2 separate regions of the Homo sapiens genome follow, and region 1 is linked to region 2. The links are chromatin loops, found by intact Hi-C in ENCODE. Cell type or tissue: PC-9. All regions are shown on one strand. Each heading gives the region's core, and the rest is flanking DNA. Links, peaks and the distances in the headings are about the cores only. Region 1 overlaps LRRC66 (leucine rich repeat containing 66). Region 2 has its middle 78 kb from the start of LRRC66.

Region 1 (16,000 bases), core at 5,226-13,225, 61 kb before region 2:
AATGTTGGAAGCCTCTGCTCTTCCTTTTTCAGAGCACTTTTTGATCTGTCCTCTGACTCTCTGAACCACACTGACTCATGAAACCATCACCACTATCAAGATAATTAAAACAAAAAGTATATAAGATACTCAACTAAGAAGGCAGAGCCTTTGGCTCACCTACATAATTTGACCACAATAAGATCTGACCTAATGAATCAAATATCTTACCCAGGACCATTCTAGACTCTATTCCAATTCTTATTGCTCTTTGGACTAAAAGCCATAATCCCTGAATATTGTTTTATGTTATCAGGTTATCATACTTGGGAGAGCACTTAAGAAGTTCATAGTACAGAGGGAGTATTTACTAAGTGTAATGTCTGTCACCGCAAAAGCTTCTTCATCCCCCTTTGTAATCTGTCTTTTCCACCCATCCCTTCTCCCCAACCCAGGAAACCGCTGATCTCCTTTCTGTTTCATTATAGATTCACTTGCATTTCTATAATTTTATATAAAAGGAATCATACAATATGTACTTTTATTTTTGGTCTAACGTCTTTTTTCAGCATAATTATTTTGAGACTTATCCATGTCGTTGTATATATTAAAAGTTCATTCCTACTAAAAACAGAATTACAATTCGACCTAGCAAGCCCATTAGTGGGTGTATATGCAAAGGAAAAATAAATCATTCTACAAAAAAGACACATGCACTCATATGTTCATCACAGCACCAATCACAATAGCAACTACATGGAATCAACCTAGGTGCCCATCAACAGTGGATTGGATAGAGAAAATGTGGTACATATACATCATGGTCTCCTACACAGCTCTAAACAAGAATGAAATCATGTCGTTTGCAGCAACATGGATGTAGCTGCAGGCCATTATCCTAAGCAAAGTAATATATTCTCGCTTATAAGTGGGAACTAAATCTTGGGTTCAAACAGACGTAAAGATGGGAACAATAGACACTGGGGACCACTAGAAGGAGGAGGAGTGTGGGAGGAGGGAGACTAAAGCTGAAAAACTACCTATTGAGTACTATGCTCACTACCTGGGTGATGGGATCATTTGTACTGCAAACCCTCAGCATCAGGCAATATACCTGTGTAACAAACCTGCACATGTACTCGCAAATAAAAGTTGACATTATTTTAAAAAATAAGACAAAAAGAAAAAATTTTGTGAACTGTGGGGAAAGGTTCATTCCTTTTCATTGCTGTGTAGAATTCCATCATGTGGATTCATTTATCTGTTGATGGACACTTAGATTGTCTTTTTGGCTATTAAAAATAAAGCTGCTAGATCTTTCATAAATGCTCTATGCCAGGTTGATGAAATTCTCTCTATTCCCAGTTTGCCCAAGACCTTTTCTGGATCTACTGAGATGATCATATGGGTTTCTTTTTTAATCTGTTAATTTGGAGAATTGTGTAGATTTTCTAATATTAAATCAACTTTGCATTCGTGGGATGAATTCCATTTTGTCATGATTTATTGTCTTTTTTATATATTTTGGATTCAATTTGCTAAAATTTTAAGAAATTTTACACCTATGTTCATGAGGAATATTGGGTTATTATTTTCTTTTGCTATATTGTTGATGTCTAGTTTTGGTATTAGAGTAATGTGGGCCTCATAAAATGAATTGGGAGATATTTATTCCTCTTCCGTCTTCTGGAAGTGTTTGTTTAGAATTGGCTTTGTTTCTTCCATAAATGTTTCATAGAATTCCCCAGTGAAGCTATCTGAACAGGAGTTTTTTCATGGGAAGGTATTTAATTACAAGTTTACTTTCATTAATAGATGCAGGGTTATTCACATTATCTATTGCTTTTTGAGTGAGTATTGGTAGTTTATTAGCATAAAGCTGTTCACAATGTTTCATTATCCTTTTAGTATCTATAGACTCTGTAGTAATGCCACCTCTCTTATTATTGACACTGATAATTTATATCTTCTCTTTTCTGATCAGCCTGGCTAGAAATCTTTTTAAATCAATTTTATTGTTGTTAAAGAACCAGCTTTTGGTTTTATTGATTTTTCTCTATTATTTTTACATTTCCTACTTTATTTCTTCTCTGATCTTTATGATTTCCTTTCTTCTGCTTACTTACAATTTCATTCATTCTTGCAAGTTTCTTAAAGGGGAAGCTGAAGTCAATGACTTGAGGCATTTCTTCTTTAATAGACATTTAGTGCAACTTGATAATAAATTAGTAATTTGCCTCTAAAAATGGCTTTAGCTACGTCCCACAAATTTTGATATGTGATGTTTTCATTTTTAGTTGAGTCAAAATTATTTCTATTTTGATTTTTCTTGGTCCCATGGGTTATTTAGAAGTGCGTTATGAATATCGAATAATCTGTGGATATCCTAGAATTCTAGCTTTGGGATTTCCAGTATATATCTTAAGATCACAGTCTATTTTTATTTGGTATTAAACTACTTGCCTGTAATATAAGAACCTTACAATGGTGTTCTCCCATTTTTTCCCCTCTTCTGTCCTTTGTGCAGGTATTGTCCTACATTTTACCCCTATATATAATTTCCACAATATGTTTTTACTATCTTTGCTTCACAATGTTGCTTTTAAAGAGATTTAAATATAAGAAAAAATATTTAACCTACATAAATTTCTGGAGCTCTTTGTTCCTTACTCCAGACTTCTATCTGGTTTCATTTTTTCCTCTAAAGGACTTCCTTGAACATTTTTTCTACTCTGGGTCTACTCCTGATGAATGCTTTCAAATCTTTATTGAAAAGGTCTTTATTTGCCTTTGTTTTTCAAATATATTTTTACTCAATAAAGAATTCTAGGCTGACCGTTTTAAAGATTTTCAGTTTGTTTAAATGTTGCTCCATTATTTTGAATTTGCATTGTTTCCGATAAGAAATCTGCTCTCATCCATATCTTTATTCTTTTTATAGTGTTCCTGACATACACTCAATTTAAATTTTTGGCAATCAAATATATTAATATTTTCCTTTATAATTTCTTCTTTTAATCTTAAAAAAAAAAACAGCTTTCCCCGTGTGCAACTACACCAATCTTTTATTTATATGTGCCTTAACTCCATGGATGGCAAAATTGTCAGAGAAGATTTTTCAGGCATATTATACTTATAATCCAACTGGAATTTACTTTGTTGTGTGGAGATTAGAATAATGTTTGCAGCAGATCTCTGGAATTTACCTAGGTCAAATTATTTAATCAGGAGCTCTTTTTCTGAAAACTTGATCTCAGAGCATCTCATCCCACCAGTCAGGGCCAGCTAGGTATCATGACCTGGATTTTCTGCAGACCAGAGTTGGGAAGCCATCTAGCCTATCAAACAGCTTCTGTCCTCATCTTCATCCTAGCAGCAGCCCATTCACAAGATAGTGTCAGTACTTACAAAACTTAATCCAGCATAATTCACACACAGTCACCTGAGGCTAGTAGAACTCCTGCCAGATCTCACTAAACAACTTTGATTCTATAAATTAAAAAAAAAAAATTGGCAGTCAAGATCTCTAACCCTACTCTAACATAGTTAGTTGTTATTCCTCAAGGGCTCGTCCCTATTATCTTGAAAGTTACACATGGGTCCCAGTCTGTTCCACAAGGCCCTCATTCAGATCAGCAGGCCACCAGGCCATGTTATTTAAATGACACTAGCAGAAACCAAGAAAGCAAGCCCTGCCACATAAGCATGCTTCAGATCTTTGCTCACAACACCTCTGCTGCCATTCCTTTGGCCAAAGCAAATTACATGGCCAAACTCAACTCAGTGGGATGGGGAAGTGTATTCTGCCCACAAGACAGTGAATATTTGATGAACAATCATCCAAACTAATGGACCTGGCTTCCACTGGACTCCAAAAGCTTGAAGATCGTAGTAATCAAAGACATATCTCAATTCCAGCTATGAGAAACAATTTTTAAGGAATGTAACAAGCATGGAGGCCTTAAGTGATTTTCTTCGGCTCACATCAAAAGTCACAAACAGGGCTGGGAGCAGTGGTTCACACCTGTAATCCCAACACTTTGGGAGGCCAAGGTGGGAGGATTGCTTGAGGCCAGAAATTTGAGAACAGCCTGGGCAACATGGTGAGATTCTATCTCTACAAAAAATTAAAAGAAAAAAAAATAGCCAGACATAGTGGCACACACCTGTAGTCCAAGCTACTCTGAAGGCTGAGGCAAGAGAATCGCTTGAGCCTAGGAGTTCGAGGTTACAGTGAGCTATGATTGTGCCATTGCATTTCAGCCTGGTGACAGAGCAAGATCCTGTCTCAAAACAAAACAAAAAGTCACAGATAAAGGTGGAATAAACCTCAGTCTCTTAAGTTCAACTCCAGCGCTGACTCTAGTACTCCGTGACACAAGCAGATTAACTAAGCAACTCCCAATACATCTGGCAATTTCATTATGTACCATGGCCCAGACCACCCTTTTGTGGTTTTGAGGGAGGGTTGTTTTTATTTGTTTTTAGTTAATAAAAGATGGGCATGGTTAAAGGGTAATGATTAAGAGATCTAGGTTTTGATTCCAGCTCCACCTACCATGGTGTTGTTGGGCAAGTTCTTAACTTCCCTGAACTTAGTTTTTTTTCATTTGTAAAATGTTGTTAACTCCTCAGGCTTTTTGAAGATTAAAAAGAGATGTCTGTGAAATGCTTAGAGCATAAAGAGTACACAATTAGGAGCTTAAAAATAATTTCTTCTGTCACTTTTTTTTTGTTTTTTTGTTTTTGTTTTTTTTTCTTTATTATTATTATTATTATTATTATTATTATACTTTAAGTTTTAGGGTACATGTGCACAATGTGCAGGTTAGTTACATATGTATACATGTGCCATGCTGGTGCGCTGCACCCACTAACTCGTCATCTAGCATTAGGTATATCTCCCAATGCTATCCCTCCCCCCTCCCCCCAACCCACAACAGTCCCCAGAGTGTGATGTTCCCCTTCCTGTGTCCATGTGTTCTCATTGTTCAGTTCCCACCTATGAGTGAGAATATGCCGTGTTTGGTTTTTTGTTCTTGCAATAGTTTACTGAGAATGATGATTTCCAATTTCATCCATGTCCCTGCAAAGGACATGAACTCATCATTTTTTATGGCTGCATAGTATTCCATGGTGTATATGTGCCACATTTTCTTAATCCAATCTATCATTGTTGGACATTTGGGTTGGTTCCAAGTCTTTGCTATTGTGAATGATGCTGCAATAAACATACGTGTGCATGTGTCTTTATAGCAGCATGATTTATAGTCCTTTGGGTATATACCCAGTAATGGGATGGCTGGGTCAAATGGTATTTCTAGTTCTAGATCCCTGAGGAATCGCTTTAAAGCTAGGCATGATCACTCCCTCCACTTAGCTCCTAGGGCACTTACTCAATTCAATTAAGCACTGAGATATTTTAGGAATCATGAGTTCACATCCTTATATAGGCCAGGCAGGTATCATGAAAATGTTAAGAAAGCTGTAGCTTCTTTCATATTGGTGTCTTATTTTGCATTTTTTCTGACAGACCCATATTAAAAGATGTAGGAATATGCTTCTATGCACAAAGAAACATTTTCTCCAGAGGTTATATTCAAAATATTTAACAACTGGCCTTCAGCCTGGGCTCCACAGTTGGATGCCTCCTGGCTGTAGTGCTGGAGCCAGGTGCTGCTGGACTGAGGGAAGGGAGAAGATAGACTGAAGTAAGTGCTCAGGGCAGCAGGGCTGTGCACAGGGACTTGGGCAATGGTCATTTCCAAACCAATATGGAAATATTTTTTACCAGAATAAGCTGACTATAAGCCTTAGTTCTCTCTCATTCAAAAAAAAAAAAAGTCTTCTTGGCCTATCCTTTGTTTTCCTGTTTTTTTTTTTTTGTTGTTTGTTTGTTTGAGACAGAGTCTCACTTTGTTGCCCCAGCTGGAGTACAGTGGCATGGATCTCGGCTCACTGCAGCCCCTGCCTCCCGGGCTCAAGCACCACCTTACTGGCTAATTTTTGTATTTTTAGTAGAGACAGGGTTTCACCACGTTGCCCAGGCTGGTCTTGAACTCCTGACCTCAAGTGATTCACCCGCTTCGGCTTCCAAAGTGCTGGGATTACAGGCATCGGCTACTGCGCCCAGCCTGTTTTCTTGTTTTTGATAGAGACATGAGTACAAAGAAATGATAGTCTTCTATAAGCTCACGCCCCCATTGATAGCAGGCAGCCTTCATTCAGCTCCAGCCAAATGTCATCTAGTGCCAATTAGAACTTCCAGTTTTCTTAAGAGAAGCCAGAAATGCAAATTTTTATTGAATTTTTAATGTCAGTACAATGATTTTTAAATCACTATGCAGGCCAAACATGGTGGCCTCTGGCCTACTGAGTATATACTATATTCTATCAAACACTGCAAAAATTCAAAGATGTGAATTCTGCCCTGAAGGGACTTGATCATCTGATAGACATGCAAACAAACAAATAAAACTTAATTTTATGGTTGGATGGTCCATGTGATGAACTACTCTGTATAACTAGTAACTTTACTTCGAGTTTATGTCTTATCATTGGACCATATTAAACTCTTTAAAGAGTAAAGATTCTATGCTGTCCATACTTGTCCTCAGCACCGACTGCCTTGCCCATAATGTTTTGATTGATTCGTCGTCCTGACGATCTCTTGCTTAGCATGTATACAATTAAATGGACATATGACAACCTTGATGGTGCAGCCATTTCAATTAAGTCATCTCCCTGTATAATCAATCTTACAATAAGTACCTTGCAGACAGTAGGCAAGGAAAAAAGCCTCCTGTAATTGAACCAACCTGATCTTGTTATGTTGATTAAAGACACAGGCTACATGCAAGAACAGTGCAGAAGGAAATGTAAAAATGCAGGCACTTCCTTCTGAGACCCATATGGGAAATGAAATTTGAGAGACAGCTATGACTGGCACCTCCTTCTCAACCTTTATTTATTTTCAGTGCCAAATGGACCTCCTGGTTACTCTCTGAAATCAAGTGAAATACAAAGGCAGAGACCAAAATTCAATTTGATTATTTTCCTGGAAAACAAAATCTAGCTATAACTTACTACCTTTGGAAAACACAAGAATGCCTAGGAAATAGTCATAATGTCAACAATAAGTAGCTATAAGAAAGGACATGGCTACAAAATAGAATAAGACAACCGGGTGTGGCGGCTTATGCCTGTAATCCCAGCACTTTGGGAGGCCAAGGCGGTGGATCACTTGAGGTCAGGAGTTCGAGACCAACCTGACCAACATGGTGAAACCCCGTCTCTACTAAAAATACAAAAAAAGAAATTAGCCTGGCATGGTGGCAGGCGCCTGTAATCCCAGCCACTCAGGAGGCTGAGGCAGGAGAATCACTCGAACCCGGGAGGTGGAAGTTGCAATGAGTGGGGATTGTACCACTGCACTCCAGCCTGGGTGACAGAGCGAGACTCTGTCTCAGAAAAAAAAATAGAATAAGAAAAATCTTAAAACTGGAAGAACTCATCCATGTAGATAAAGCATCAAAACAATTTTTTTCCTCTATTGTTTAGCAAGATTATTTAGTTTTACTATATAGTTCAAACAAATAAATATTTATCACGTCTTTCAATCAAAGTTATATTTTTAACTGATTCTCTTATTTTGAAAGTAGTACATGCTCATTGAAAGAAAGAATTCAAAAGTGTTCAAAACAACATTTCTTTTCTTATCCCTCTTCACTTCCCTCAACTCAACCATCCTAGTCCTAACTCTAACTGTTAGTAGTTTAGTTTATCTCCTGCCAGGCCTTTTCCTGCTCACTCAAAATCTATGTATATGTTTGCATATGGCTCTTTTTCCCAAGGACATTGGACTTTATACTATTCTGCACTTAACTTTTTTCTTCCAGTTCAGTCAGTTTATATGTTGATCTGTCTCATTCTCCTTTGAGACCACATATTATTTCATAGTATTAATATACCATACGTTGTTTAACAATACCTCAATTGAGAACTCTTAATGTTGTCTCCAATTTTTCACCATTACAAACAGTGCTGCAGTAAATTTTACCAGTTTAGATTTCAACTTACTTTTTCATTTTAACAGGACTGTGGAAACTGAAGTCATTGCAGAGTTTGGATCTGTCATTCAATGGGATATTGCAAATAGGGTGGTCTGATTTTCACAACTGCCTGCAACTGGAGAATCTCTGTTTAAAGAGCAACAAGATATTCAAAATTCCCCCACAAGCCTTCAAGGACCTCAAAAAATTACAGGTTCTAAAATCATTTTTATAATATTTGAATAAGGAAGACACATGGGCAATTACATTAGAAGCATATTTCTATTGAAGAGTTTCTTCATGTCCAGTAGTACTGGCTATTAATCAAAAACTGTTAGTCTATTTTAAGATCCCTTAAAAGAGCTGAAGTCTCTTTCTTGCCTCAAAAATCAAAGGCCACAATAAGGGACATGAATTTTACTCCAACATAATACTCAACAGCAAGAATTGACACATTATTTTTCTAAATCAAGTTATATCCAACTCCAAGATTTCACTTACCAGTTGGCAAGGAATTAAATCTTAGTTATTAGTGAGGCTGTCTCCCTAAGCTACAAGATTGGTCAAAGGTCCCAGGGGTCTTATGCAATATGGAACGCTTGGGGAGGCCCCGCTAAACCACCCTGGCTGATGCTAAGATGTCAACAACCGTGGACTAGATGGGCCTCTGAAACCCAGTGACCCTGTTGCTTCCATTTCAAAATTGGACACAAAACAATAAAAATGATAATGATATTTCCATACTTGTATAGCATGTGTGCCACATGCAGTTCTAAACGTCCAACCCATATTGGGGAGATTTATGTCACATTTTGGCCCAATAGTTCCTGTCTCTGGCGCGTTGCAGTTAATCTCCCAAGGTGCCAATTATACTACTGTAAGGGTAAGGAACTCCTGAAGCCCTGTTCCAGGTCTGGCAGCTTCAGCCCCTTCTCCTCCAAGCACTTTTCTCCACACCCTTCCCTTTGGGAGAATGTTGTAAAATCTCCTCTCAGTGGTCTTTTAGCAACACTGGAGTGGCCTGCAGTGTAGCACTACTAGATGGTTTGTAAGAGTCCTTAGTCCCCCATCTCCATAACCTCCACGACAACTCCCATTCTTTGTATAGGCCAGCATCATTCAATAGAAACATAGAATGTGAGCCGCACATGCAATTTTAGATGTTCCAGTAGCTACAGTGAAAAAGTTAAAATAAGCAAGTGAATTTCTTCTTAGTGGTAAGTGTTATTTATCCAATATTATCTTTTACACATCATCAATATAGAAATTATTAATGAGATATTTTATATCCCCTTTTCATAGTAAGTCTTCAAAACCTGGTGGATATTTTGCACTTACCACACATCCCAATTTGGACCACCCCTGTTTTAATTGCTCTATAGCTACATGTAAGCTCTTTGAGGACATACATGATATCTGTTTTGTTTTCCAGTGCTTAGCATATGCCTGGTACCTGATATATATGTTTAAATACTTGTTAAATGAATAAGTGGCTGATGGACATGGATAGGTGTATTAGTCATCTATTGGTGTGGCTATCATATTAAGCAATGTCAACAAAGAAAACTGAGGTTTTCCCAGTGTTCTGCAAAGTGCTATTCAGGCATAGCTGCAAGATAAGCCTCCAACTCCCCACTTCCAACCAGAATGGCTCCTGGAGTCCCTCTTCTGTAGAAGGGAGACTAGTGAAGCAGTGATGGGGAGCGTGGCCTTGAGCCAGCTGCCTGGGCTTAAACCTAGCCTCGGCCACTTTCCAGCCACACTATCTTAGGCAAGTTACCAAATCTCTCTGTGTCTCACTTTTCTCTTCTGAAAAATGAAGATAATTTAGTTCCTCTCAGAGTTTTGTGAGAATTAAGTGCTTAGAATACAGTAAGTACTTTATAAATGCAGTCTGTGTATAGAAATTTTAAAGTGGCCACTGTCGCCTGCTCTTTTAACATAGAAATCTGATTCTCCCACTTCTTGGTTAAAACACTTCTAAGATTTCACTGCAAGGACCTGACCCCTGTCTGCCTCTCCAGCCTCCTTTCAAGCCTCTTCCCTGGCTCCCTGCACTCCTGCCTCTGTTTTCACCTCAAGTCCTCCCCACTTGCTCATCCTTTGCCTGGAGCCGACTTCTGTTAATCCTGTCAGTTTTGCTAAAATATTATTTCCTCAAGGATTCCTTCCCTGGGCCTCCAGATTAAATTAATTCCCCTTTATAAACACTTATAACATGCTATACATTTCCGTTTCCTCTCATTGCACTTATCCCAGCTGAAATTACTTAGTTTTAGGTATGATTAGTTGTTAATGCCTGTGTCCTCAAACGCTTCTACCCTATCGTAAGCTCTTTGAGGACATACATCATATCTGTTTTCTTTTCCAGTGCTTAGCATATGCCTGGTACCTAACACATATTTTAAAATACTTATCGAATAAACAAAGGAATGAATACATGGGTGATGGACATAGATAGGAGTATTAGTTATCTGTTGCTGCATAATACATTACTACAAACTTACCAGCTTAAAACCACACACATAGATTATCTCACAATTTCTATGAGACGGAAATCCAGGCATGGCTTACCTGGGGCCTCCACTTAAGGCTCTCTCAAGAGGCTGCAATCAAAGTGTTGGCAAAGGCTGGAGTCTAACATAAAAGCCCAGCTAGAAAAGGATTCACTTCCAAGTTCACGTGGCCGTCGGCAGGATTCAGTTCCTTGTGGGCTGCTGGAGTAAGGGCTCAGTTTCTTGCTGGTTATTGGCCAAAGCCTGCCTTCAGTTCTGTGCCATGTGGGCCTCTCCATAGGGCTGTTCACAACATGTCAGCTTGCTTCAGAGCCATCGAGGAAGAAAGTCTGCTAGCAAGAACATTATAATTCTTTGTAATGTCATCATGGAAGTGGCATTCCATTGTTTTCCATAGTCTGTGGTTAGAAACAAATCACTGGTCCTGCCTGCACCCAAGGGAAGGAGAGTACTCAAGGGCCTGATCACCAAGGAGGCAGGATCACTGGGGACCATCCTAGAGTCTGTCTGCTACAGTAGTCATGAGGACAGATGAAAAGGTCCACTTAACTTGGTAGTTAATTGGTAGTATATAGTATACTCCTTGTGTATGTAATTTGCCCTTCATCTGTTGTATTTTCTGTGCATTTTTATTGTGCTCTATGAGTCTTCTGCAACTCACAGGTAATAGATGTCACAGGCAGACTAAAAATCAACCTTGAGAATGTTTTATATACAGCTGTAATTCTCAATGCACTGTAACTGCCCCAGAATCATACCATTTCTTCTCCTCTAATATCCCTTCTGCATGTTTGGCAATATCTCTAAAAACTGGTTTTGGAACATGATGAACATATTTGGTACCAAAAAAGCTGAATATCACAATGGATGTTGTTTTCTTCTGGGCAATGAATTTGATACTTGCACTATTCTATGTGATTTCCCATGTGGAAATCTTTTCAGAAGCCAGATAGATTTTTCAAAGCATACATTTATCACCATGCTTTGATGGGATGAAATAAGTTTCACTGACATTTCAAATTAGCATTTCTTTTCCTAATCTTATCCCATTCTTCTTAAATGCAGTGATTTATGAAGCAATATTACATATGCTTCTCCCAACCTTTCCATAATGTATACCCCTTTCAAATGCTGGTAGATGGGTATTTCTTTAGCCAAATTGGACCATTCTGTTTTACTCCTCTCTCAGAAATTGTTCCTCCTGAGTAATTTTATTAATTTTCTATCCTCCCTCCAGTTTTGCTTCTGGTTCCATGATTTGTAATATAATAAGACGCTAGGACAAAAAATAAATGTAGACATGCACTAAAAAGAAAATAATTACCTAAAAAACATTAGAATATTTCAATCTGTTGTCAAGCGATACATAAGAAAGCTACTGATCGTCACCAAGACCAGACTAAAGCTAAGTATTTTTTCTTTCCAATCCCACAGTCTCCCACCTCCAATTTTTGGCAACCTTCCTTTGAGAGTCAACACTGCTTGGCTATTCATTAATGGAAAACTCACGCTTATTACCCAAGTTCACAAAAAATTGTGATTCTGTATGTAATGGTCTTGTTTGTGGCAGTGTTTGATTATTTGCTTGAATAAGCCCTTCTTTAGGAATTTACATAACCCAAAATGTAAATGCTGATTTTTCACGGGTGTCTATAAAGCAATTGGCCTTGATAACATTCAGCCTTTCTAGATTATATTCATCATCCTCTTTTTTGAAAGCAAGGACTGTATTTTCATCTTTATGATTTTCTCTTCTCCTAATAACCATGTGCCTCTCCCCAAACCTCATGAGCCACCCTGGTGCCTCTGCCCCAGGCCTCCTCAGCCCAGCCCTTCCTTCACTCTAGTGTAGCAGGGGCTCAGGCACCAAGAGGGTATGTTCTGCATTGGAAGGCACACAGCTGTGAAGCCAGATCAGGTTTCAGCTCTACCATTTCATTAATTCCTTCCTTCCTTTCTATTGTTTACACAGCACCTGCTATGTACTAGGTGCTAGGGTCTATGTGGGATATACTGTGTGGCTTAACCCAGCTTCTTCCTCTGTAGAATAGGTGAAAATGAGGAAATTGTTGAGATCAGAGATCATGTATGTGAAGCACCCAGTAGCATGTCTGGGACCCAGCAGGGCTCGGCAAATGGCAGCTAAAGCTCCTCCTAACTGTGCTTTCCCCTGCTATGTCATGCTCCTGTCGTGTCCGACACTTACAGATCCTGCTCTCTGTTTCTAGAGCCACTGGATACTTCTTGTTCCCCTTTCCCCTTCATTTCTGATCAGACTAGAAAAATAAGTCATACTGCATGTACTGAATAGCCATGGATGTGGAGAAATGTACTACTACTCTTGAGATAATATTTGATTCAAAAGATCTCTCTCTGAGGTCAGGTGCGTGCCTGTAATTCCAGCATTTTGGGAGGTCAAGGCCTGGGGAGGATTACTTGAGCCCAGGAATTTGAGTCCAATTAAGCAACATAGTGAGATTTCATCTCTACCAGAAAAATAAATAAATAAATAAGATTTCTGGTCAACCACAAGTCTGTGTTCTGTGTCTTCATCATCCAGTATTTTCTGCTGCTTTCAAGATTGCAGTAGTTCTAGAAATTCTTGACCTGGTATCCAATTCTAGACCTTGATAACATGAGTATCTAGGTTTTATTTAACAGTACAAATTACACTCAGGAAAGAAGGAAGAGAAAATGATTAGGCATCAAATATAGGCATGATACTGAAAGCTTTCACATACAGTTAATGCTTCCAGCAACCCTGGGAGGGAGGCTTATAGAAAGTGAACAATTTATCAAGACTCATAAACTTTTTAGGGGTAGAACAGAGACTTAAAACCCCACTAATTCCCTGACTTGTAAACCAGTGTTAAATCCATATTGCCTCCATAGAGACATAAACAGTAGTTTTCTGTAACTCATTTATTTTATCTGTAAATGTCTTTATCCACAGACCATCCTAAACTTGTTTCTTCTCAAACAGGTCATAGACCTTAGCAACAATGCTCTGATTACCATCCTACCAATGATGATCATAGCTCTAGAATTTCCCCATCTAGTGGTTGACTTGGCTGATAATAACTGGCAGTGTGATGATAGTGTGGCAGTCTTTCAAAATTTTATTTCTGAATCCTGGAGGAAAAAGTGGAATGTCATTTGCAACAGGTCTATAGGTAAGTCAGTAATGTCTCTCTGAAAAGGCTCCATTTATAATGAAAAATGCACATAGACATTTTAGTCTTTTTGAAATAATGACAGTCCCCATGAAAGCAAAAGTGCTGATCCTTGGCATTAGTCAGTCTTGGGCTGTGTCATAGAAAAATCATTGGTGTCAAATAACTATTTTCCTCAGTTCATCAATTATTTTCTTCATGTGGTCAAAGAAACACAGTTCAACTCACTCAGCATCAATTGGATTTGGTGAAAAGGAGGAATTCCACTAGAAGTGAGTTTTGTTCTGACACACCAAACTTTATTCTCAAGAACCATAGACAAGCTGTTGGCATTAGACAAGAATTAAAAATTGAATAAAATTTAACGTCACAGTTTTATCCAAATTCCTAACAAATAATCTATTAAAGAAAGAACTTTTAAAATTAGAAACATCATTATTTTAAATGTTTGCTAACACTCTAAAAGTGTGATCCTCTACATACGCAAAACACACACACATATTACAAAAGCATATTTTCCTTTAATTTGTTCCTTGCCCCTCTCCTAAAGTGCTGGAATATGTTACTGGGGCTGAACATTCTGGGAAGCTTGTTTTCACTCTTAACTACCTTGGCTAAATCTCAACCTCATATCTAGAAAAAGAAAAAGTCCATGAAAAAAATGAGTCATAGATTCTGTTCTATTCAGGACTGCCATTCAAGTAGGAACATGGCCATGCCTACCAGGTTTAGAGGAAATTCATGAAGATCAGAGAGAAGTCTTAATGTCATCAGCTACATTTGTTTCACTCCACAACTGGCATTCTGAGGGTAGAGAGCAAAATGTAAGGAACCAGTAAAGAAAACTGAATATTTTTGCTGTTTAACAGCACACAGAGTCGGTAAGATTATGGAGAAAGGAGAAGCCATGTACATGTGGCTGTCCCTCTAGTCTGGCTTCTTCCTCCCACAGGCAGCAGTGAGGCAGGAAGCCTAAGGCACATACAACCTCCAGGACCTCTGAGCAACAGACCTCAGCCTGATAGCCATGTGTAAATGCGTACAGCCATAAACATGCTGTTGGCATTAAACAAAAACGAATGAATGAATAAAATTTTTAAACTGCTTATCATCATGTAATGTACCCTTTAACATATAGCTAGATAAGGACTGAGGAGGACTCACAGAAGCTTCTGAAACCACTAGAATCTGGAGCTGGGGCAGCAGCTCACACCTATAGTCCCAGCTGTTCAGGAGGCTGAGGGAGGAGAATCGCTTGATGCCAAGAGTTTGAGACCAGCCTTGGCAACATAGTGACAGCCCTTGTCTCTGTAAGTAGGAAAATAAAAAAAAAGCAGCCCAGGCGTGGTGACACACACCTGTAGTCCCAGCTACTCTAGAGGCTGAGGTGGGAGGATCACTTGAGCCCAGGAGTCTGAGGCTTCAGTGAGTTATGATTGTGCCACTGCGCTCCAGGCTGGGTGTGCCTGGAATTCAAAATTCAAAAAAATTGAATTTTTTTCAATTCTGTAAAAAAGAGAAAAACCCCTGAAATCTTATTTCAATGTTCGCTCAATGTGTATTTTTTTAATCCCACTTGCAGGGAGTGAGGAGGCCAACGGGGGCACTCCCCAGAGCAGGATTTCCAGGGAAACCCGCCTTCCTCCCATTCATCTGCATCGCATGAAAAGCCTCATAAGGAGCAAAGCAGAGAGGCCCCAGGGAGGAAGGCACACGGGCATTTCTACTCTGGGGAAGAAGGCAAAGGCCGGCTCTGGTCTCAGGAAGAAGCAGAGACGGCTGCCAAGGAGTGTTAGAAGCACCCGCGATGTGCAGGCTGCCGGCAAAAAAGAGGACGCTCCCCAGGACCTGGCTCTGGCGGTGTGCCTGTCAGTGTTCATCACATTCCTTGTCGCCTTCAGCCTGGGGGCTTTCACAAGGCCTTATGTTGACAGACTGTGGCAAAAAAAGTGCCAGAGCAAAAGCCCTGGCCTGGACAACGCGTATTCAAACGAGGGCTTCTACGATGACATGGAAGCTGCGGGGCACACACCACACCCAGAGACCCATCTGCGCCAAGTATTTCCTCATCTAAGCCTCTACGAGAACCAGACCCCTTTCTGGGTGACACAGCCACACCCACACGCCACCGTAATTCCTGATAGAACTCTGGGAAGGAGCAGAAAGGATCCTGGCAGTTCGCAGAGCCCAGGACAGTGCGGGGACAACACCGGGGCAGGAAGTGGAAATGATGGTGCAGTCTATTCCATTCTCCAGAGACATCCACATGCCGGTAACCGTG
Region 2 (16,000 bases), core at 4,730-12,729:
TTCTGAAACTATTCCAATCAATAGAAAAAGAGGGAATCCTCCCTAACTCATTTTATGAGGCCAGCATCATTCTGAATACCAAAGCCGGGCAGAGACGCAACCAAAAAAGAGAATTTTAGACCAATATCCCTGATGAACATCGATGCAAAAATCCTCAATAAAATACTGGTAAACTGAATGCAGCAGCAAATCAAAAAGCTTATCCACCATGATCAAGTGGGCTTCATCCCTGGGATGCAAGGCTGGTTCAACATATGCAAATCAATAAATGTAATCCAGCATATAAACAGAGCCAAAGACAAAAAATCCACATGATTATCTCAATAGATGCAGAAAAGTCCTCTGACAAAATTCAACAGCCCTTCATGCTAAAAACTCTTAATAAATTAGGTCTTGATGGGATGTATCTCAAAATAATAAGAGCTATCTATGACAAACCCACAGCCAATATCACACTGAATGGGCAAAAACTGGAAGCATTCCCTTTGAAAACTGGCACAAGACAGGGATGCCCTCTCTCACCACTCCTATTCAACATAGTGTTGGAAGTTCTGGCCAGGGCAATTAGGCAGGAGAAAGAAATAAATGGTATTCAATTAGGAAAAGAGGAAGTCAAGTTGTCCCTGTTTGCCGATGACACAACTGTATATTTAGAAAACCCCATTGTCTGAGCCCAAAATCTCCTTAATCTGATAAGCAACTTCAGCAAAGTCTCAGGATACAAAATCAATGTGCAAAAATCACAAGCATTCTTATACACTAATAACAGAGAGCCAAATCATGAGTGAAATCCCATTCACATTGCTTCAAAGAGAATAAAATACCTAGGAATCCAACTTACAAGGGATGTGAAGGACCTCTTCAAGGGGAACTATAAACCACTGCTCAATGAAGTAAAAGAGGACACAAACAAATGGAAGAATATTCCATGCTCATCGATAGGAAGAATCACTACCATGAAAATGGCCATACTGCCCAAGGTAACTTATAGATTCAATGCCATCCCCATCAAGTTACCAATGACCTTCTTTACAGAATTGGAAAAAACTACTCTAAAGTTCATATGGAACCAAAAAAGAGCCTGCATTGCCAAGTCAATCCTAAGCCAAAAGAACAAAGCTGGAGGCATCACACTACCTGACTTCAAACTATACCACAAAGCTACAATAACCAAAACAGCATAGTACTGGTACCAAAACAGAGATATAGACCAATGGAACAGAACAGAGCCCTCAGAAATAATACCACACATCTACAACCATCTGATCTTTGATAAACCTGAAAAAAAAAAAAGAAATGGGGAAAGGATTCCCTATTTAACAAATGGTGCTGGGAAAACTGGCTAGCCATATGTAGAAAGCTGAAACTCGATCCCTTCCTATACTTTATACAAAAATTAATTCAAGATGGATTAAAGACTTAAATGTTAGACTAAAACCATAAAAACCCTAGAAGAAAGCCTAGGCAATACCATTCAGGACATAGGCATGGGCAAGGACTTCATGTCTAAAATGCCAAAAGCAATGGCAACAAAACCAAATTGACAAATGGGATCTAGTTAAACTAAAGAGCTTCTGTATGGCAAAAGAAACTACCATCGGAGTGAACAGGCAACCTACAGAATTGGAGAACAGTTTTGCAATCTACTCATCTGACAAAGGGCTAATATCCAGAATCTACAAAGAACTCAAACAAACTTACAAGAAAAAAATCAACCCCATCTAAACGTGGGCAAAGGATATGAACACACACTTCTCAAAAGAAGACATTTATGAAGCCAACAGACGCATGAAAAAATTCTCATCATCACTGGCCATCAGAGAAATGCAAATCAAAACCACAATGAAATACCATCTGACACCAGTTAAAATGGCGATCATTAAAAAGTCAGGAAACGCCAGGTGCTGGAGAGGATGTGGAGAAATAGGAACACTTTTACACTGTTGGTGGGACTGTAAACTAGTTCAACCATTGTGGAGGACAGTGTGGCAATTCCTCAAGGATCTAGAACTAGGAATACCATTTGACCCAGCCATCCCATTACTGGGTATATACCCAAAGGATTATAAATCATGCCGCTATAAAGACACATGCACACGTATGTTTATTGCAGCACAATTCACAATAGCAAAGACTTGGAACCAACACAAATGTCCATCAATGATAGACTGGATAAGAAAATGTGACACATATACACCATGGAATACTATGCAGCCATAAAAAATGATGAGTTCATGTCCTTTCTAAGGACATGGATGAAGCTGGAAACCACCATTCTCAGCAAACTATTGCAAGGACAAAAAACCAAACACTGCATGTTCTCACTCATAGGTGGGAATTGAACAATGAGAACTCTTGGACACGGGAAGGGGAACATCACACACTGGGGCCTGTCATGGGGTGGTGGATGGGGGAGGGATAGCATTAGGAGATATACCTAATGTAAATGATGAGTTAATGGGTGCAGCACACCAACATGGCACATATATACATATGTAACAAACCTGCACGTTGTGCACATGTACCCTAGAACTTAAAGTATAATAATAAAAAAAGAAATATGTGAAAATGGGTAATGTATAAAGAAAATAGATTTAATTGGCTCATGGTTCTGCAGGCTGTACAGGAAGCAAGGCGTCAGCATCTGTTGAACTTCTGGGGAAGCCTCAAGGAGCTTATACTTGTGGTAGAAAGCAAAGCAGGAGCAGTTATCTCACATGGCAGTACAGGACCAAGAGAGTGAGGAGGGAGGTGCCACACACTTAAAAACCAGATATCATGAGAACTCACTATCTCTAGGACAGCACCATACCATGAGGGATCTGCCCCCATAACCCAAACAACTCACGCCAGGTCCCACCTCCAACACTGGGAATTACAATTCAACATGAGATTTAGAGGGTACATAGATACAAACCATATTATTCTGCCCCAGACCCTCAAATCTCATATCCTTCTTACACTGCAAAACACAATCATCCTTCTCAATAGTTCCCCCAAAGTCTTGACTCATTCCAGCATTAACTCAAAAGTCCCAAAGTCCAAAGTCTCATCTGGAAATGAATGGAGATAGCATTGTAAAATCAAAACAAGTTGTTTACTTCCAAGAGTCAATGGAAGTGCAGGCATCAGGTATACATTCCTGTTCCAAGAGGAGGAAATTGGCCAAAAGAAAAGGGCTACAGGCCCCACGCAATTTCAAAACCCAGAATGGCATTCATCAAATCTCAAGTTTCCAAAGTAATCACTTTTGACTCCTGGTCCCACCTCCAGGGCACACTGGTGCAAGGAGTGAGCTCCCAAGACCTTGGGCATCTCCACTCCCCTGTGGTTTTACAGGGGTCAGCCCCAGTGGCTGCTTTCATGGGTTCAAGTTGAATGACTGTGGCTTTTCCAGTCACAGGATGCAAACTGCCAGTGGATCTGTCATTCTGGGCCTGAAGCATGGTGGTCCCCATCTCACAGAACTACTAGGTAGTGCCCCAGTGAGGAATTTGTGTGGAGTCTCCAACCCAGAATTTCTCCTCTGCACTACCCTAGTAGAGGTTCTATGTGAGGGCTGTGTCCCTGTGGCAGGCTTCTGCCTGGGCTTCTAGGCTTTTCCATACATCTTCTGATATCTAAGCAGAGGCTGGCAAGCCTCCTTCATTCTTGCACTCTGAGCATTTGCAGGCTTAACCCTATGTAGAAGCCACCAAGGCTTATGGCTATATCTGGAGCTTTTTGAGCTGAGACTGGGGTTGGAGCTGCTGGGATGCAGGGAGCAGTGTTCTAAGGCCACGTAGGGCAGCAGGGGCCCTGGGCCTGGCCCATGGAAACATTTTTCCATTCTTGGCCTCTGGGCCTTGATGGGAGGGGCTGTCACAAAGGTCTCTGAAATGCCTTTGAGGCCTTTTCTTGGCTATCAGCACCTTGCCCCTTTTTAGTTACGAAAATCTCTCTAGCAAGTGGTTGCTTCACAGCCTGCTTGGATTATTCCCCTTAAAATGGGCTTTTCTTTCTACTACATGGCCAGGCTTCAATTTTTCAAATATTTATGCTCTGCTGCCCTTTCAAATATCAGTTATAATTTTAAGTCATTTATTTGCTCCTGCATCTGAGCCTAGGATGTTAGAAAACAGCCAGGCAACATCTTGCATGCTTTACTCTTAGAAATTTCTTCCACCAGATAGTCTAAATTATCACTCTCAAGTTCAAACTTCCAGAGATCCCTAAGTCATAAACACAATGCAGACAAACTCTTTGCTAATGCACAACGCACATGACCTTCACTCCAGTTCGCAATAAATTTCTCATTTCCATCTGAGACCTCAGCAGCCTGGACTTCACTGCCCATATCACTATCAGCATTTTGGTCACAACCTTTTAACCAGGCCCTAGGATGTTCCAAACTTTACCTCATCTTCCTGTTCTCTTCTGAGCCTTTCAAACTCTTCCAACCTCTGCCTGTTACCCAATTCCAGAAACACTTCCACATTCTTGATACCAATTTTCTGTATTAGGCCATTTTTTGCATTGCTATAAAGAAATACCTGAGACTGAGCAATTTATAAAAGAAGAGGTTTAATTGGCTCATGTTTCTGCAGGCTGTACGAGAAGCATGGCACAAGCATCTGCCCAGCTTCTGGGAAGGACTCAAGGAGCTTTTATTTGTGGTGGAAGGCAAAGCAGGAATAGGTATCTCACATGGCAGAGTGGGAGCAAGCGAGTGAGGGGGGAGGTGCCACACACTTAAACAACCAGATCTCATGAGAACTCACTATCTCGAGGACAGCACCAAACCAAGAGGGATCTGCCTCCATGAACCAAACACCTCCCAGTAGGCCCCAACTCTTAATACTAGGGATAACAATTGAACATGAGACTTAGAAGGAACACATATCCAAACCATATCAATCCACATCTGATTAAGACTCTGGACTTTAGACTTTTGAGTTGATCCTGGAAGAGTTAAGATTTTGGGGGCTGTTGAGATGGCATGAATCTATTTTGCCTGTGAAATGGACATAAATTTAGTGGGGGAAGAGGTGGAATGCTGTGGTCTGAATATTTGTGTCCCCCCAACAATTCATATGAACTTTGACATGAAACGTCATCCCCAGTGTGATAGTATTAAGAGGTGGAGGATTTGGGGATTAGGTCATGAGGGCTCATGAATGGAATTAGTGCCCTTGTTAAAAAAGGTTTGAGGGAACCTGTTTGTCCCATCTGCCATGTGAAGACACATAGAAGGTGCCAGATCTATGAAGCAGAGAGCAGCCATCACCAGACACTAAATTGGCTACAGCCTTAATATTGGACTTCTCGAGCTCCAGCCCTGTGAGGAATGCATACCTGTTGTTTACAAATCACCCAGTCTAAGGTTTTGTTATAATAGCCAGGAACTGAGATAACCTCCAAGCTGTTCTCACTCTAACTCATCATTCATTTACTCAATAAACATTTTATTTGGCCCCCCCATGCTCCAGGTAATTCTCCTTACATGAGTTTCCCCACACCTTCCCATTGTCTATGATAATTTCCCCCAACCCAACTATACTGCAGCCCTATTCTGAATCATATATTCTGTGAATGAGGGCAGGGGAGGAGAGAGGTTGTGAATGAGAGGAAGGGAAATATAGAGTAGTGGTAACGAACTGCTTTACTGAGGCAGGGATTGCATTTTTATTCCTAGCTCTTCTGTTACTGGAAAGTGGTCCTGATCTAGACCCCAAGAGAGGGTTCTCAGATCTCACGCAAGAAAGAATTCTGGGCAAATTTACAGAGTAAAGTGAAACCAAGTTTATTAAAGAAGAAATAAAGGAATCGCTACTCCATAGGCAGAGCATCGGCATGGGTGCTTGACTGATTATATATAAGATTATCTCTTGATGATCTGCTAAACAAAGGGTGGATTATTCATGAGTTTTCTGAGAAAGGGATGGGGGCTCCCAGAACTGAGAGTTCCTCTCCATTTTGGACCATATGTGGTAACTTCCGGATGTTGCCATGGCATTTGTAAACTGTCATGGCACTGATGGGAGTGTCTTTTAGCATGCTAATACATTTTAATTAGCTTTTAATGAGCAGTGAGGATGACAGAGGTCCCTTTTAGGGCCATCTTAGTTTTGGTGGGTTTTGGCCAGCTTCTTCACCTAATCTCATTTGATCCGTGAGGTCTTTGTGGCTTGAACCTTGCAAAACTCTTCCTGCTGATTCCTATCACACCTATTCAAGATGGAGTCACTCTGGTTCAAACACCTCTGACACCTCCACTAATTCTTTGTTGTTTTGGAAATGTGAAATTCTCTACATGCCTCTGAGTATCCATCAGCAAAACATGAGCAGCCACTCTGTGTGTGTGTGCGTATAAGCACAGGTGTGTATGCCCATGCACACACACTCTCTACCATATCTCACCAAATGAGATATGACCACAAGATAATATAACTGATTTGTGAACCTTTCTGAAGGCAATTCCAAACGTGGAATTTTGAAAATATTTTGGGCCAAAGAAACATTATCTGAAACAGTGTGTAGGTGTCCGACTTGACTACTCTGAAGGAAAATCTACAAGTTTATACTCTGGTATGAATATTTGGGGAAAACAACCCTACAAAATCATTGCTTTCCAACGATACATCATGAGTCATTGACTTGGAATGCCAAATACAAGCTGGCAACTCACAGACCTTCTGAAGCTCGCTCAGTTTTCACTTTGGTCTTCTGCAGCTCGCTGAGTTTTTGTTTTTTGTTTTTTTAACTTTTCATTTTTTAATTGCAAGATTTTAATTTTTAAAAAATCTCAATGTCCCACTAATCAGGAAAAATCAGGAGAACTGTGCCGTCATGATCAAGCATGCTCTGCAGCTGGACTGTCTGGGTCTTAATCCCAGTTCTGCAACTTTCTACTTCTCTGACCTTCATCAAGTTATTTATCCTCTCTACCTCAGGACTGGAAGGAACTCCAGTTATTTTCCTCATCTGAAAAATAGAGATAATAATAGTACCTCCTGAATAGGGTTATTGTGAGCTTAAAATGAGAACATCGATTTGTTTAAAGCATATTAAACCCTTAGTAAACATAACCTATTATCTGGGAACACCAAACTTTATTCCTGCAGGACTCAAGCAGCATCTGCCCTGTGCACATGCGGGGAAAAGGGCTCCAGTTCACCCATTTCCCATCTGGTCCACTTCATCCCTTTGCCTTATCTGCCTGGCTCCTGTGGGCATTTGCAGTTTGCAACCCCCACTTTAGAATCACAGATCTGGTCAAATGGCCATGTTTAAAGAGAAAGAAAGCATTCACTCCCAGTTACAAAGTTAGGTAACAGCAATGCTCATATCTCCTGTCTGCCCATCTAGTTCCATTCTGGGTGCTCCTTATATCTGTAATCTTGGCCAACAGCAAAGGCTCTCCTCTACAACTCCAATGAATTATAGCAGGGTCACAACATTACTCACAAGGCACACAGATTTGCAGAGTAAATGCAATTTCTTACTTTCATCTATAACTGATCGTCTTCCTGGGGCTCCCACCACCCTGGATAGCAGAAATAACAGATTCGTCAATGAAAAATATTTCTATCTCTTCCAATCTAAATGGTTTCCTCTCTATTTCCAATTTTAATCTTAAAAATTCACTGAACTCTCTCTTTTAGGACTGGTCAAAGCAGCCTCTCTGGAATGACTCACCTCTCTGGCTTCTGTTTCTGCTTCATTTCTTTTTCCTGGGGTTGGCATCTGAGTATATGAGGGCACACTTCATTTTTGAGGCTTTGGAGCATAGGGCTTCTCAGACGTGGCTTTGCAGAAGGTGTCTCTGGACTGCCCAGTGGCTGCTCGTCTTATTGTCAGTCTCTGGCTGAAAGCAGCTGTCACTTGTTCTGGCTTTGTCAAGACCTGATGACCTCCCCTGACTGACCTGCCCCCACCCAGACTCCCGCAAACACTGTGACTCGAGAGGTCTGACTCTCACTTTCTTCCACTCCCATCCCTAAAGCCACCTGACCCTCATCGTGGAGATCCTGTTTGACAAGGTCCCCAGGCCAACCCTTAACTAACCTCAACACATGCCACTTGAGGCTGGGTTGCCTGGAAAAAGAGTCTGCAGTAAAACTTAAAAGTCAGTGTATTATTGGGGCAGGGGGTCAATCCTGAGAAAGCCAGAATGAAAGGAAATGTAACTAAAGTAGGGGCCAAGAGAATGCAGATACAAAGTGATGCACAAAACTTTTCTGCAGTGCTCCCAGCCTCTCCAGGCAGCACTGAGGGAAGTCGAACCATGTTGCATCTGACCTTGAACATGGCGGAGCTCTGGCTTCAGCAGCAATAGCTCCCATAGGACACACAACAAGCCGTTAGGAGGTAAGGTCAATAGCATCACCTGGGGCAAGTCATGTTCCTCCAGGCCAAGCAGGCCAAACTACAGCCCTTACTAGCCCAAGGTACCTAAAATGAGAAATGAGGGGAAGAAATGGAAAGGATTTCCCATGGCTGGCCAAAGGCTCATGAGTGGGTCCAGGAGCACATGGCCAGGTGAACCCAGGGAGGCAGAGAAATGAGGCCCAGTCGACTTTCATCCTGGGTCACTGTGGGATGGTCTGGGTTGAAGCCACACCACAGTAGAGTAGAGAGCAGCTCTGGACACCTGGCCTGCAGCCCCCCTCACCTTCACTGAACTGAACCACTGGGATTTCTTGGCTGTGGTGGCCCAGGTTGGTGAGTGGGTGAGTGTCTGAGGTGGTCAGCTTCCCAGAGTCCTGGTGCTGTCAGCATTTTCCTGGTCTGCTCTAACCCACATGTCTACCTCTGTATTGAGAAAGGCCATCTCCCCTCTTCTCTTATCACCCCCCACAATCCCTCAAGGCTGGAAGGGGCAGGTTCCAACCTTTCCCTCCCATTATTTCACAACCTATTCTCAGCAACAAACCTGTGGCCCAGGCATCACCCGCAGAAAAGGGATCGTCCCTATTTAAAGATAACTTCCGGAATAGGAACGGCTCCGGTCTACAGCTCCCAGCGTGAGTGACGCAGAAGACGGGTGATTTCTGCATTTCCATCTGAGGTACCGGCCTCATCTCACTAGGGAGTGCCAGACAGTGGGCGCAGGTCAGTGGATGCGTGCACCGCGCACCAGCTGAAGCAGGGCGAGGTGTTGCCTCACTCACGACGCACAAGGGGTCAGGGAGTTCCCTTTCCTAGTCAAGGAAAGGGGTGACTGACGGCACCTGGAAGATCGGGTCACTCCCACCCAAATACTGTGCTTTTCCGACGGGCTTAAAAAACAGCGCACCACGAGATTATATCCCGCACCTGGCTCAGAGGGTCCTACGCCCACGGAGTTTCACTGATTGCTAGCACAGCACTCTGAGATCAAACTGCAAGGCGGCAGCGAGGCTGGGGGAGGGGTGCCCGCCATTACCCAGGCTTGCTTAGGTAAACAAAGCAGCTGGGAATCTCGAACTGGGTGGAGCCCACCACTGCTCCAGGAGGCCTGCCTGCCTCTGTAGGCTCCACCTCTGGGGGCAGGGCACAGACAAACAAAAAGACAGCAGTAACCTCTGCAGACTTAAATGTCCCTGTCTGACAGCTTTGAAGAGAGCAGTGGTTCTTCCAGTACGCAGCGGAGATCTGAGAACGGGCAGACTGCCTCCTCAAGTGGGTCCCTGACCCCTGACCCCTGAGCAGCCTAACTGGGAGGCACCCCCCAGCAGGGGCACACTGACACCTCACACGGCAGGGTACTCCAACAGACCTGCAGCTGAGGGTCCTGTCTGTAAGAAGGAAAACTAACAAACAGAAAGGACACCCACACCAAAAACCCATCCGTACATCACCATCATCAAAGACCAAAAGTAGATAAAACCACAAAGATGGGGAAAAAACAGAACAGAAAAACTGGAAACTCTAAAAAGCAGAGCGCCTCTCCTCCTCCAAAGGAAAGCAGTTCCTCACCAGCAACGGAACAAAGCTGGATGGAGAATGACTTTGACGAGCTGAGAGAAGAAGGCTTCAGACGATCAAATTACTCTGAGCTACGGGAGGACATTCAAACCAAAGGCAAAGAAGTTGAGAACTTTGAAAAAAATTTAGAAGAATGTATAACTAGAATAACCAATACAGAGAAGTGCTTAAAGGAGCTGATGGAGCAGAAAACCAAGGCTCGAGAACTACGTGAAGAATGCAGAAGCCTCAGGAGCCGATGCGATCAACTGGAAGAAAGGGTATCAGCAATGGAAGATGAAATGAATGAAATGAAGTGAGAAGAGAAGTTTAGAGAAAAAAGAATAAAAAGAAATGAACAAAGCCTCCAAGAAATATGGGACTATGTGAAAAGACCAAATCTGCGTCTGATTGGTGTACCTGAAAGTGATGGGGAGAATGAAACCAAGTTGGAAAACACTCTGCAGGGTATTATCCAGGAGAACTTCCCCAATCTAGCAACGCAGGCCAACGTTCAGATTCAGGAAATACAGAGAATGCCACAAAGATACTCCTCGAGAAGAGCAACTTCCAGACACATAATTGTCAGATTCACCAAAGTTGAAATGAAGGAAAAAATGTTAAGGGCAGCCAGAGAGAAAGGTCGGATTACCCTCAAAGGGAAGCCCATCAGACTAACAGGGGATCTCTCGGCAGAAACCCTACAGGCCAGAAGAGAGTGGGGGCCAATATTCAACATGCTTAAAGAAAAGAATTTTCAACCCAGAATTTCATATCCAGCCAAACTAAGCTTCATAAGTGAAGGAGAAATAAAATACTTTACAGAGAAGCAAATGCTGAGAGATTTTGTCACCACCAGGCCTGCCCTAAAAGAGCTCCTGAAGGAAGCACTAAACATGGAAAGGAACAACCAGTACCAGCCGCTGCAAAATCATGCCAAAATGTAAAGACCATCGAGACTAGGAAGAAACCGCATCAACTAACGAGCAAAATAACCAGCTAACATCATAATGACAGGATCAAATTCACACATAACAATATTAACTTTAAATGTAAATGGACTAAATCCTCCAATTAAAACACAAAGACTGGCAAACTGGATAAAGAGTCAAGATCCATCAGTGTGCTGTATTCAGGAAACCCATGTCATGTGCAGAGACACACATAGGCTCAAAATAAAAGGATGGAGGAAGATCTACCAAGCAAATGGAAAACAAAAAAAGGCAGGGGTTGCAATCCTAGTCTCGGATAAAACAGACTTTAAACCAACAAAGATCAAAAGAGACAAAGAAGGCCATTACATAATGGTAAAGGGATCAATTCAACAAGAAGAACTAACTATCCTAAATATATATGCACCCAACAATACAGGAGCACCCAGATTCATAAAGCTAGTCCTGAGGGACCTACAAAGAGACTTAGACTCCCACACATTAATAATGGGAGACTTTAACACCCCACTGTCAACATTAGACAGATCAACGAGACAGAAAGTCAACAAGGATATCCAGGAATTGAACTCAGCTCTGCACCAAGCAGACCTAATAGACATCTACAGAACTCTCCACCCCAAATCAACAGAATATACATTTTTTTTCATCACTGCACCACACCTATTCCAAAATTGACCACATACTTGGAAGTAAAGCTCTCCTCAGCAAATGTAAAAGAACAGAAATTATAACAAACTACCTCTCAGAACACAGTGCAATCAAACTAGAACTCAGGATTAAGAATCTCACTCAAAACCACTCAACTACATGGAAACTGAACAACCTGCTCCTGAATGACTACTGGGTACATAACGAAATGAAGGCAGAAATAAAGATGTTCTTTGAAACCAACGAGAACAAAGACACAACATACCAGAATCTCTGGGACACATTCAAAGCAGTGTGTAGAGGGAAATTTATAGCACTAAATGCACACAAGAGAAAGCAGGAAAGATCCAAAATTGACACCCTAACATCACAATTAAAAGAACTACAGAAGCAAGAGCAAACACATTCAAAAGCTAGCAGAAGGCAAGAAATAACTAAAATCAGAGCAGAACTGAAGGAAATAGAGACACAAAAACCCTTCAAAAAATTAATGAATCCAGGAGCTGGTTTTTTGAAAGGATCAACAAAATAGATAGACCACTAGCAAGACTAATAAAGAAAAAAAGAGAGAAGAATCAAATAGACGCAATAAAAAATGATAAAGGGGTTATCACCACCGATCCCACAGAAATACAAACTACCATCAGAGAATACTATAAACACCTCTACACAAATAAACTATAAAATCTAGAAGAAATGGATAAATTCCTCGACACATACACTCTCCCAAGTCTAAACCAGGAAGAAGTTGAATCTCTTAATAGACCAATAACAGGATCTGAAATTGTGGCAATAATCAATAGCTTACCAACCAAAAAGAGTCCAGGACCAGATGGATTCACAGCCGAATTCTACCAGAGGTGCAAGGAGGAACTGGTACCATTCCTTCTGAAACTATTCCAATCAATAGAAAAAGAGGGAATCCTCCCTAACTCACTTTATGAGGCCAGCATCATTCTGATACCAAAGCCGGGCAGAGATGCAACCAAAAAAGAGAATTTTAGACCAATATCCTTGATGAACATTGATGCAAAAATCCTCAATAAAATACTGGCAAACCGAATCCAGCAGCACATCAAAAAGCTTATCCACCATGATCAAGTGGGCTTCATCCCTGGGATGCAAGGCTGGTTCAATATATGCAAATCAATACATGTAATCCAGCATATAAACAGAGCCAAAGACAAAAACCAAATGATTATCTCAATAGATGCAGAAAAGGCCTTTGACAAAATTCAACAACCCTTCATGCTAAAAACTCTCAATAAATTAGGTATTGATGGGATGTATCTCAAAATAATGAGAGCTATTTATGACAAACCCACAGCCAATATCATACTGAATGGGCAAAAACTGGAAGCATTCCCTTTGAAAACTGGCACAAGACAGGGATGCCCTCTCTCACCACTCCCATTCAACATAGTGTTGGAAGTTCTGGCCAGGGCAATTAGGCACGAGAAGGAAATAAAGGATATTCAATCAGGAAAAGAGGAAGTCAAATGGTCCCTTTTTGCAGACGACATGATTGTATATCTAGAAAACCCCATTGTCTCAGCCCAAAAATCTCCTTAAGCTGATAAGCAACTTCAGCAAAGTCTCAGGATACAAAATCAATATACAAAAACCACAAGCATTCTTATACACTGACAACAGACAAACAGAGAGCCAAATCATGAGTGAACTCCCATTCACAATTGCTTCAAAGAGAATAAAATACCTACGAATCCAACTTACAAGGGATGTGAAGGACCTCTTCAAGGAGAACTACAAACCACTGCTCAAGGAAATAAAAAAGGATACAAACAAATGGAAGAACATTCCATGCTCATGGGTAGGAAGAATCAATATCGTGAAAATGGCCATACTGCCCAAGGTAATTTACAGATTCAATGCCATCTCCATCAAGCTACCAATGCCTTTCTTCACAGAATTGGAAAAAACTACTTTAAAGTTCATATGGAACCAAAAAAGAGCCCACATCACCAAGTCAATCCTGAGCCAAAAGAACAAAGCTGGAGGCTTCACACTACCTGACCTCAAACTATACTACAAGGCTACAGTAACCAAAACAGCATGGTACTGGTACCAAAACAGAGATATAGATCAATGGAACAGAACAGAGCCCTCAGAAATAATATCACACATCTACAACCATCTGATCTTTGACAAACCTGAGGAAAACAAGCAATAGGGAAAGGATTCCCTATTTAATAAATGGTGCTGGGAAAACTGGCTAGCCACATGTAGAAAGCTGAAACTGGATCCCTTCCTTACACCTTATACAAAAATCAATTCAAGATGGATTAAAGACTTAAATGTTAGACCTAAAACCATAAAAACCCTAGAAGAAAACCTAGGCGTTACCATTCAGGACATAGGCATGGGCAAGGACTTCATGTCTAAAACACCAAAAGCAATGGCAACAAAAGACAAAATTGACAAATGGGATCTAATTAAACTAAAGAGCTTCTGCACAGCAAAAGAAACTACCATCAGAGTGAACAGGCAACCTACAAAATGGGAGAAAATTTTTGCAACCTACTCATCTGACAAAGGGCTAATATCCAGAATCTACAATGAACTCAAACAAATTTACAAGAAAAAAACAAACAACCCCATCAAAAAGTGGGCAAAGGATATGAACAGACACTTCTCAAAAGAAGACATTTATGCAGCCAAAAAACACATGAAAAAATGCCCATCATCACTGGCCATCAGAGAAATGCAAATCAAAACCACAATGAGATACCATCTCACACCAGTTAGAATGGCAATCATTAAAAAGTCAGGAAAAAACAGGTGCTGGAGAGGATGTGGAGCAATAGGAACACTTTTACACTGTTGGTGTTACTGTAAACTAGTTCAACCATTGTGGAAGTCAGTGTGGCGATTCCTCAGGGATCTAGAACTAGAAATACCATCTGACCCAGCCATCCCATTACTGGGTATATACCCAAAGGACTTTAAATCATGCTGCTATAAAGACACATGCACACGTATGTTTATTGTGGCATTATTCACAATAGCAAAGACTTGGAACCAACCCAAATGTCCCACAATGATAGACTGGATTAAGAAAATGTGGCACATATACACCATGGAATACCATGCAGCCATAAAAAATGATGAGTTGATGTCCTTTGTAGGGACATGGATGAAGCTGGAAACCATCATTCTCAGCAAACTATCGCAAGAACAAAAAACCAAACACCGCATATTCTCACTCATAGGTGGGAATTGAACAATAAGATCACATGGACACAGGAAGGGGAACATCACACTCTGGGGACTGCTGTGGGGTGGGGGGACGGGGGAGGGAGAACATTGGAAGATATACCTAATGCTAGATGACGAGTTAGTGGGTACAGCGCACCAGCATGGCACATGTATACATATGTAACTAACCTGCACATTGTGCACATGTACCCTATAACTTAAAGTATAATAATAATTAAAAAAAAAGATAACTTCCTTATTTAATGGAAGAAACTCCCCATGCTGAGTCCTCTGAGGCTGGTTCTGGACATGCTGGGAGAAGAGATGGCTGTGTGGGTCCCCACCAGTTCTTGCTGGGTGTGGTAAGAGTGTGAGGCTCTCATGCCTGTCTCGGCCACTCCTAGGGGTTATGTTTGCAGGGAGCAGCCTAAGGGATAAGGAAACATCTTCCCCCAGACAGACAGCAGACTTGCTGTGAAAGAGGTCAACTCCCTAAGCTTAGTGCTCCTTGGCCATTATACAAACCATCCTCAACCTGCCCTAACTTTTCTTGTGAGTGCCTGGTCAGGTTTAGTGAAGAACTTGTAAGTGGGTTCAAATACTGTACCTTCTGAGATTTCTATATTATTATGCTAGCTCACACTCTGCCTTTAACAATTAATTAAAAATCTTAGTTGAATTCTTCTTGCCAACTTGTACGGCATCTAGAAGCCTCTGCCCTGGGCAAGGAAGTGCTCATGGCCCACTCCTCCTTGGATGTGCCTGTTGATTTTTAAATTTCAAGTTAGTTGCTTGCCTTGCAACCCCTGCTCCCTGAGAGACTCAAGAACAGTAGTGAATTTGCAGGTTTTCTGACAGCTCACTCTTCATTTAAATAAAGCCCAAAATGTTCAAGAACAAGACCACAGTAAACCAAATTAATAAAATGTTTCAGTAGTAAACAGAGATAATTGGAGAATAAACCATCAAGTAACAGGAGAAAGTGATTGAATATTAAAAATATGATAAGGAGTGGACTGGGCTGGGAATGAGTGGTACAGATGATTTGGTTTTTGTTAGAAGACTTTCTGAATTATACAATTCATACGACTGTGTTTGTCTATTATTTTGATGAATATATAGTTTGTTTTGTTTTTTAATGGAGACAGGGTCTCGCTCTGCTGCCCAGTCTGGAGTGCAGTGGCAAGATCTCAGCTCACTGCAGCCTCCGCATCCTGGGTTCAAGTAATTCTCATGCCTCAGCCTCCTGAGTAGCT

What was found. Peaks named below come from ENCODE experiments on the same cell type or tissue, not always from the same donor. Only the 100,000 strongest peaks of a DNase experiment are listed, where the experiment ranks them.
Region 1: it touches region 2 in a loop (5-fold over the local background); 7 of 110 quality-filtered maps call a loop at or near these places.

Annotation. Positions count from the first base shown.
Region 1 is chr4:51,995,467-52,011,466 of GRCh38, reverse strand. LRRC66 (leucine rich repeat containing 66) reads left to right here. Exons shown (of 5, transcript NM_001024611.3): 3 at 8,075-8,244; 4 at 13,530-13,719; 5 at 15,302-16,000. Among named protein-coding and RNA genes, the nearest start is that of LRRC66, 17 kb to the left of the region's middle. In PC-9, for the core only: no CTCF peak of the experiment used is centred there; a DNase peak (open chromatin) is centred at 9,576.
Region 2 is chr4:51,934,062-51,950,061 of GRCh38, reverse strand. No RefSeq gene overlaps it. Among named protein-coding and RNA genes, the nearest start is that of LRRC66, 78 kb to the left of the region's middle. In PC-9, for the core only: no CTCF peak of the experiment used is centred there; a DNase peak (open chromatin) is centred at 7,741.